2 separate regions of the Homo sapiens genome follow, and region 1 is linked to region 2. A link is an interaction called in ENCODE POLR2A ChIA-PET data of the cell type or tissue named here. Cell type or tissue: Caco-2. All regions are shown on one strand. Each heading gives the region's core, and the rest is flanking DNA. Links, peaks and the distances in the headings are about the cores only. Region 1 holds the start of CLDN24 (claudin 24). Region 2 has its middle 6.7 kb from the start of CDKN2AIP.

Region 1 (4,381 bases), core at 1-4,000, 110 kb before region 2:
AAGAAAAAGGTCATTGTTGTGGAAATAACACTTTGAGGTTGGCTTAGCATGTGGTTTTGCTAAAGTAGAACACTTAAAATTTTCAGATTGTTAGTTTTTTTCTTTAGGAAACAGAAACTAAAGATCATTTCTGACTACCAACAGCAACAACAAAAAAAAGAAAAACAGAAAAAAGCTTTCTAATATGAAATTTACACATTAAAGCTTGAAACTGACTGTATTGGACAGCCACCACATTAATTTCAATAACCAGATCAATGAAGCTTGTTTCACTTCTACCTGTATAATGCTTACCATAATCATTTTCTTTTAGATAAAAGATTTTTCCTTCATTATTCAGATTTTAGAGGGAAGTGGGTCTACCTACTGTAGAAAAATAGTGAATGAGAAAACGTGAGCATCACAGGTTTAGCTACAAAACAAAGAGGTCTTTGTCATCACAGTTGATACAGGATACATCTCTGGCCTTGTCGGAGTCTTACACTTGAGGATCTGCTGTCCCATCTTCCAGGTAGGGACACTGAGTTTGCATTTGCGCCACTGCATAGTGGCCCAAAGCTAGGGGAGCGTGGCTGGAGCAGGCTGCGCAGTTGAGCAGACACCCTCCTAGCAGAAGAGAAAGTCCAGCAAACCAGCCCAGAAACAGGGCCTCCCCAAACTCCCACCTGGGGACAAAGTCTGGGACGTTCTCATCCCAGAACTCCTGAACCGTCTTGTGGGCAACCCAAGAGACGGGAACCAGGGCTGTGATTCCCGAGGCCCAGGACAGAATTCCTCCCAGAATGAGCAGTCGCCTCTTGAGATCTCTCTGACTCTCTCCAATTCTCAAACAGTCCAGGCCAAACCCAGAGACCAGCAGGCCCAGAAATCCCAGCCCATTTGACAGAAACATTAAGATCCTGGAGACCCTGAGTTCAGCAGGCAAAGCCAGGAAGGAGTCAAAGTCCTTGCATTGCATCCCCACTTCCTCTTGGATGACACAGGTTTGCCAGAGTCCCATGGTCCAGTTTTCCATTTCATTTAAGTCCAGGTTGAGGTTCTTCCAGTGTGGCAAATAAGTTGTAATAATGGATAAAATCCATCCCAGGAGAGATAGTAAAAGTCCAACAGATTGCATTGCTGTTCTAAAGATTAAAGCCATTGCGACAGGTCTTAGGACTTTGCCACCCCTATAGGATCTGCTGTCCTTTGTGGTTGACGGTAATGTGACAATCTTGGTTCTATGCTGCCTGGAATATAAGCTGTGGTCATTAACTCTTTGGGCACTCTGAAATGCGTTTTTGTTCTTCTTGAATATAATGTTTCACGTAAAGGACGAAGGACTCTGTTAAAACTATGAGTTGGGCTTTCTGATAAGGACTTGATCTGTTACCTTCCAATTTGGTAAAATTATATCCCCAATGCTTGATGATTATAAGTCTAAGGATGAACAAAGAGGGCTCTATGACCCCTCACCCTAAAATACAACAGAAATCTTTGTGCTTCAGTATGGATTAATTAGATTTTAAGTGGTGATAAAAGGCCAGCTCTTTCTACAACAGGACTTCATTGTAAGAGCTGAATCTGAAATTTCAGGGATGCAAAACAAGGTCTTGTAAAGAAAGGTAGACTGTTTCCTATAATCTCTATTCTTCTCAGACTTCCTTAACCTACACAAGAGCCTGGCCCACATCCTCGAGTGTCGCAGGAGCTCAGAGTTGGCAGGAAGGTTCCTCGGATTCCTTTGAAAGGTAGAGGCTGGCTTACGGGACTGATTAAAATGAAAAGGACTGAGGCTGATGCTGGGGGCTACTGAGTGCGGAAGGGAACGTCCCGGGCAGTTCCAGCATTCACTCTGTGGTTTTCTCCATCCTCGTTAAGGACTTGGGGGTAAAGCATGATATCTTAGCGTCCAGGGAGGTGTTTTTTGTCCAGAGCTGAGCTGTCCCCTTGTCATTTCAGCAGCTTACGCAGAGCAACACCAGGCTTCAAGACTCCTGCCAGCTCCCAGACAAAAGTCTCTGGTACAAACACAATAGCCACAATGGAGCTGAACTTCGAGGCTTCATCTTGTTTATTTTTTTGGTTGAGGCCACACCTTGAGAGCATACTTACGCAGAGGGTTGACCCCTCAGAGAACACAGGACCGGCCTCACAGGCCAGGACAAGAGGTCACCTGCCCCAGATTCCCAGGGCTGCACCGTCTCCTCTCCACATGGCCCCTGGGCATCCTGCACCTGCTCAGAGGAGATAAAATCAGATGGGCCCACAGGACAGAAAAGTCCCTAAAGGTGGAGCCACTCCCCTGAGAGGTTCTAACCTGGAGAAGTAGAACCACTGCCCATCACGTTGCAACAGTGGAGTGTAGCCCAGGATCAGAAATTATCTTCTATTGTGTCTCTAAATAGGAGATCGGAGAGACAGAACATGGATCCCGATGTATCCAAATTACTTTGGATAAGATTGCATAAGATGTAGATTTGAGGTGGTACTTTCTTCAGCTTTTCCTATCATCTTAAGTTTAAAAAGAAAAAACTATGCACCAGATGAACTCTTCCTTAATTTTTACAAATTTTCAGAATTCCTGAGGATGTATTGGTGCCCCCACCATCCTGAAATAAGTCATTCCAGGGTGCTTAAAGGTACCTGGATCCAGAGGGCCGGAGACCTGTCTGGGGCCTCATCACCAGTGCACAGGATATGGCAAGCTTGAGCTCTCTTCCAGGAGGCAGTCGGGGTGGTGAAGGCCTGGAGAGCAAGTGGGAAAGATCATAGGGAGATGATTCTTAATATCACAGTGAAACGCTTTTTAAAAACCTAATGGAATAGGCTGCTCCGTGACGTAGTGAGCTCTCCCTGCTGCAGGCATCTAAGCCAAAGGTTATCACCTGCCAAGGTTATCACGGAGGGGATTTCTGCTGTGGTGGGTGTTGGACCTGCATAACCTCTGAGCACCTTCCCAATTCATTTATTCTGTCAGCATTAAAAAAATATGTTGTGGGCTGGGCGCGGTGGCTCATGCCTGTAACCCCAAGACTTTTGGAGGTCGAGGCAGGCGGATCACAAGGTCAGGAGTTTGAGACCAGCCTGACCAACATGGTGAAACCCCGTTTCTACTAAAAATACAAAAATTAGCCAGGCATGGTGGCGGGCGCCTGTAATCCCAGCTACTCAGGAGGCTGAGGCAGGAGAATCGCCTGAACCGGGGAGGCAGAGGTTGCAGTGAGCCAAGATGCGCCACTGCACTCCAGCCTGGGCGACAGAACGAGACTCTGTCTGAAAAAAAAAAAAAAAAAAGTTGTGAGCCCCTCCTGCTGAGCAGGCACTGGGTGCTGAACAGGAGTCCCTGAACCCCTGACCTCAGGTGATCCGGCTGCCTCGGCCTCCCAAAGTGCTGGGATTATAGGCATGAGCCACCGTACCCAGCTGGCAATTTCTATGTATTTTGCTCATGAATGTGCAGCCTGGGACTCAGCAGGGACCACTTGTCTCTGCTCCAGGCAGCGTCAGCTCAACTGGGGGCTGGAGGGTCCCTTTCCAAGATGGGTCACCCACATGGCGGGCTGCCAGCAGGGAGCTCAGCCTCTTTCGTCATATAGGGTACAAAAACCACACAGACAAGGCCACCTCAAGCCAAATGGTAGCCAGATTGCTGCTGTAAGCAGCCCCCACCTCATCAGCTGGCAACAGGAGCCATGGACCCTGGGTCCTGCAAGACAGGGTTGAGGAAGGACGAAAGCAGAGGCCAGAGAGGTCCAGTAAAAGCTTTGGATTCTGAAGTCAGTGGAGAAGCCAAATCCTCCATTGTCAAAATTACCCTTTAAAAATCCCTTAAGCATTGGAGATCAATACACATCTCTCCCCAGGCCCAGCTCGCTGGGGTCTTCTCTGGCAATGAGCAAGGTTACTCTGGGTCCACAGGTTGAGCACAAAATGAAGAAGGAGGCTTAGTTTGGGATCTTGCAGGAAGATTATCTGCTGAATCTGAAGGCAGCAGAATCCAGAGAGGAGGCCAGGAAGAGCCGCCCTTCCTCCTAGCAGGCGCGGGCCTCCCTGGCACTTTGATAAATAGGTGAAGATGAGGGGTTCCTCTTGCTAAACATAGTTTTATCTGATTAAAAGAAAATCTATAGTTTATTTTTTCTTGATTTTTCTTTCTTTTTTTTTTTTTTCTTGGAGACAGAGTTTTGCTCTTGTTGCCCAGGCTGGAGTGCAGATCTCAGCTCACTGCCACCTCCGTCTGCTGGGTTCAAGTGATTCTTGTGTCTCAGCCTCCCATTTTGTTAATATTTCTAATCCTTCTAAATAGTAATTCACACTATTAATGCTATTAAGCTTGTTATTAAGGAGAAGACACGCTGTTACCCTCACAACCCCCACAGCACAATACCTTGTATCTACT
Region 2 (4,390 bases), core at 65-4,064:
CCGGCCTGATCCACATATTCTTTATTAGCTTGCAAATTTTCCACAAGGCTGCTCTATCTATTCTATAAGGTTAAAGAAATTGCTTATGAAAAATTAAAAATCAGCCTGTAGTATTAATACCTAAGGGGGCTTTGGCAGATATGGCTAAGGATGCTCCTTCCCTCATTTCCTCAGGGGATTCCGGGGGCGGCTCTAACCTTTAAAACTGCCTCTGCCTGCTTCTGCCTCTGCTCGAGGCGTGGGAGTTCTATGGCCATTGCCTTTTACAAGATGCAGCAGAGAAGAGAAGGCAGGAGAAGCAATGCCCTGGCTTTTATGGGCATAATAACAGGTTTCGGAGGACAAATGAAGACCCAGGCTACCTCATATCCAGATAAGAAATTATCCAATGGAAAGGAAAACTTGAAGGGTGAGGAGGGAAGCTAGGGAATTCGACTGCTGGTATGGTTCCCAGAAGAGAGGCCCCTTGTCCTGCCTACCTGTACCTCCAAGGCCGAATTGCAACTGGCCAGCGGGGACGCGGCGGTGGGGTGGGGCGGGGGGGGGGGGGCGGGTGGTGCGGGGAGAAAGGGAAGCAGAGAGGTGGGGAAGGATGATGGCAATTTTAAAAGGTTTGGGGGACCCATGAGTAAGGTGGCCATGCCCATTCCCAGCAGAAGCCAGCGAAGCTGCAAGATCTGGAGCATCCATCCCTTCTCCCTGGCACGGCACAGAGGAGTAGACTAGAAATGACAGTGTGCCATGTGTGGGCAAGTGGACTGAGAGGGCCTCAGAGAGAACCTGTGCTCCCCAGCACAGTGCAGTAGGCGATGGAATGTTCACCCGTGCCTGAGAGGGGCATGAGCACAGCAGGGAGAGTCACCTGACCTAAAGAGGCGCTGCTACAGGGATGAGGAGGAAGCAGCAGTGGCCTTTGTGGGCCAAAACCTGGTGGGAAGATGGCTATTTCAGGGGATGCCTGGGAGCGCCTCACCTTGTCCCTGACCCTGCCTTTGTGCCTCAGCACTGTGTCAGCTCCCTGGAATGGATACTCAAATTCGTACAGAAGGAAGTAAAATCTTCAGGTGACTGAAATTAAGTTTCCACCATTTGGTAGGATGGGACCTTAAAATAGAAAACAAATTTAGGCCGGGCGCCGTGGCTCACTCCTGTAATCCCAGCACTTTGGGAGGCCGAGGTGGGTGGATCACCTGAGTTCAGGAGTTTGACACCAGCCTGGCCAATGTGGTGAAACCCTGTTCTCTACTAAAAATACAAAAAATCAGCCGGGCATGGTGGTGTGCACTTGTAATCCCAGCTACCAGGGAGGCTGAGGCAGGAGAATTGCTTGAACCCAGGAGGCAGAGGTTGCAGTGAGCCGAGATTGTGACACTGCACTCCAGGCTAGCGAGAGAGCAAGACTCTGTCTCAAAAAAAAAAAAAAAAAAAGAAAAGAACAAAAATTTAATCAGAGGAAAATACTGTAGCTACATTTGTTTACACACCTTGAAATTATGGACAGAGATTTGTACCTACCATACTCAGAATTTATTTGAAAAAAAATGTTCTCTGCATAAACAACAAACAATTATTAAACTTTGTCAATATTACCAAATAAAACCTAAAATGTTTCTAAAGTTCATTAATTGGATTTAAACTATGTGCCTTTATAGACATCATCTCGTTTATTTCTTATGATTCATAGGTGCTGGTATCCCCTTTTACAGGTAAGGAAACGAAGACTTAGAAAAGTGAAATAATTTGCCCATGGACACAATGATGGTAATTAGCAGAACCAGAATTCCAACTCAGGAATGTCTGACTCCCAAGTCTATATTTTTGATCACTAAATTAAGCTCTATGCTGTTCTTTCCTCTGGCTTTCTAGATCCCTCCAGGAACATTCCTTTCTGCTTCCTTGGCTGCTCACATTTACAAGGCAATCACACATTGATGAACTGGAGCCCTGGGTACAAAGAAGCACAATTTTTTTTTTATCCTTCCTGCTCCTAATTCCCAAAGGGCCCAACAATTAAGTGGATTATTGTGGTCATAATCTTAGTTTTTTGATTTAACAAGTCTTTTTTTTTTTTTCTTTTGAGATACAATCTCACTCTGTTGCCCAGGCTGGAGTGCAGTGGCGCGATCTCAGCTCACTGCAATCTCCGCCTCCTGGGTTCAAGCAATTCTCCTGCTTCAGCCTCCTGAGTAGCTGGGATTACAGGTGCGCACGACTATGCCTGGCTAATTTTTGTATTTTTAGTAAAGACGGGGTTTCACCATGTTGGTCAAGCTGGTCTCAAACTCCTGACCTCTGATCTGCCTGCCTTGGCCTCTCAGAGTGTTGGGATTACAGGCGTAAGCCACTGTACCTGGCCTGGATTTAACAAGTCTTAGCTCAGTTCTTATTTATCTTTCAGTCACCACACCTTGTGAGTTAATCATTGGACAATAATCAGCTTGGACAGTAAGTTAACCACTCTGAACCTAGGTTTCTTTGTCTACGAAATAAATGCAATCTCTAAGGTCCTCCTCCAGCTTAAATTTTCCATGATTCTGAAGAATCAGGATCAAGTTTATTGGTTTATGGGAAGTTGAACTGCAGTTCTCCAAATACCAACTCTTCTCTGATCTCCATCTCTCTCGTAGATTTAAATCCCCCACATTCTGGGATGAGGGATAGGTGTAGAGCTTCACAAAGGGATGGGAAAATAAAATATAATAATATCTCACCTTGTCGGCATGAGGAGGAACATGAAGACTAAAAAGATGAAATTGTCTTCCTTAAGGCTCTACGAAACAGCATATAAAAATGTAAAAATTGGTATAAAAAGGTTTTTCACTTTGGCTAAAATGGAAGCCATCCTGACAGCAGTGCCTCTTAGAATTGCCTTGTGTCATTTAAACCTGCTTACTACTATCGTTTCTTTAACATCTTTTCTGGTATTTGGCCATCCTTCTATTCATATTGTTTTATCTCCATTTCCTTGAGTGTAAATTCTTTTATTTATTGAGTTTGTTATTTTCCTTGCATGATACTGACCTTACTCAGATATTTTATCATTCTTAGGGCGAGTGCATGACTCAGACCTGTACAGTCATTTCATACACCTGGATAGTGTTTATGTAAGGGATATATGACTCAACAGGACAAAAGAACTCCCAACAGAACCTTAGGACGCTGGCAGAAACTACCAGGAAAGAGAAGCTCTCTTGCTACTGAAGTTGCTGAGCTATGAAGAACGTATGCTGTGAGCTAATAGGAAGCATTTTGCCACTCCGTAGGAAGAGCTTGCCTGAGACTGTAGAGACAAGAGAAACAGGTTTCCTGACTATATTGTTTCAGTACCTGGATCCCACAGTCGGGGGAGAGTCCCCCTCGGGACTCTGAATAACACAGCCAATAAATTCCCTTTTTGTTTCAGCACAAGCCATTTTAAATCATAATTTTTTGTCACTAGCAACCGAAATTAATCAAACGAAAATCTGTGAACCTGTAGAGAAAGTCCATAGTTCTCTAACTTCACATCAGTAGATGCCCAAGGGGCCTTTCTGTTTTTTCGTTTTTGTTTTTGTTTTTTTGAGATGGAGTCTCACTCTGTCACCCAGGCTGGAGTGCAGTGGTGCGATCTTGGCTCACTGAAACCTCCGCCTCCCTGGTTCATGCAATTCTCTGCCTCAGCCTCCCAAGTAGCTGGGATTACAGGCGCCCGCCACCACTCCCGGCTAATTTTTGTATTTTTTTAGTAGAGACGGGGTTTCACCATGTTGGCCAGGCTGGTCTTGAACTCCTGACCTCAGGTGATCCACCCGCCTCAGCCTCCCAAAGTGCTGGGATTACAGGCATGAGCCACCGCGTAGAGGTCAATTGCGACACTACAGGAAAAGAAGGTAAAGTGGAGTCACATCTGACTTCCATTTACATGCTGGTTTTAGAAACTCACCCCCATGAAAGATATAACTTCGCAATCTACTTAATCCTCACAGCAGCAAACAAATTTATTAACATTTATTAATGTTAAGGCTTAATGTAAAAACAATGGCATAAATCCTGCAGGTAAGTAGGAAAACTTCAGAATTATCCATCTGCTGTCGATTTATCACTAGAGATTAGATTTTATCCTGAACGCATATTTTGGGAATATCTAAATATCTGTAATATGGTCTCTCCAGAATTTTCTTACATGATGTGGAAATCAAGAGCTACCTGCCTGAAGTTGATAGATTTAAAAATGATGATTAAGTATAATATTTGAATTTATGACAGGTAGCCAACGGGAAAACAATAAAAGATAACAAAAATTAGGAGAAAAAAGGGGTAGTGTAAATGATATGGATTTCTCAGCTTCAACATTCAGGAGTGAAATAAGTACTGCTTAAAGTTGAAAAAATAAGAAATGGAAGTATAAGCA

Evidence for each region. ChIA-PET counts read pairs that join two places held together with the same protein. Peaks named below come from ENCODE experiments on the same cell type or tissue, not always from the same donor. Only the 100,000 strongest peaks of a DNase experiment are listed, where the experiment ranks them.
Region 1: POLR2A ChIA-PET joins it to region 2 with 8 read pairs; 2 of 35 experiments call an interaction of 5 or more read pairs at or near these places.

Annotation. Positions count from the first base shown.
Region 1 is chr4:183,321,286-183,325,666 of GRCh38, forward strand. CLDN24 (claudin 24) reads right to left here and starts at 1,141. Exons shown (of 1, transcript NM_001185149.1): 1 at 479-1,141. The coding sequence starts at 1,141. The coding sequence ends at 479. In Caco-2, for the core only: no CTCF peak of the experiment used is centred there; a DNase peak (open chromatin) is centred at 2,186.
Region 2 is chr4:183,435,790-183,440,179 of GRCh38, forward strand. No RefSeq gene overlaps it. Among named protein-coding and RNA genes, the nearest start is that of CDKN2AIP, 6.7 kb to the right of the region's middle. RefSeq lists an enhancer at 2,208-3,407. In Caco-2, for the core only: no CTCF peak of the experiment used is centred there; DNase peaks (open chromatin) are centred at 2,328 and 3,212.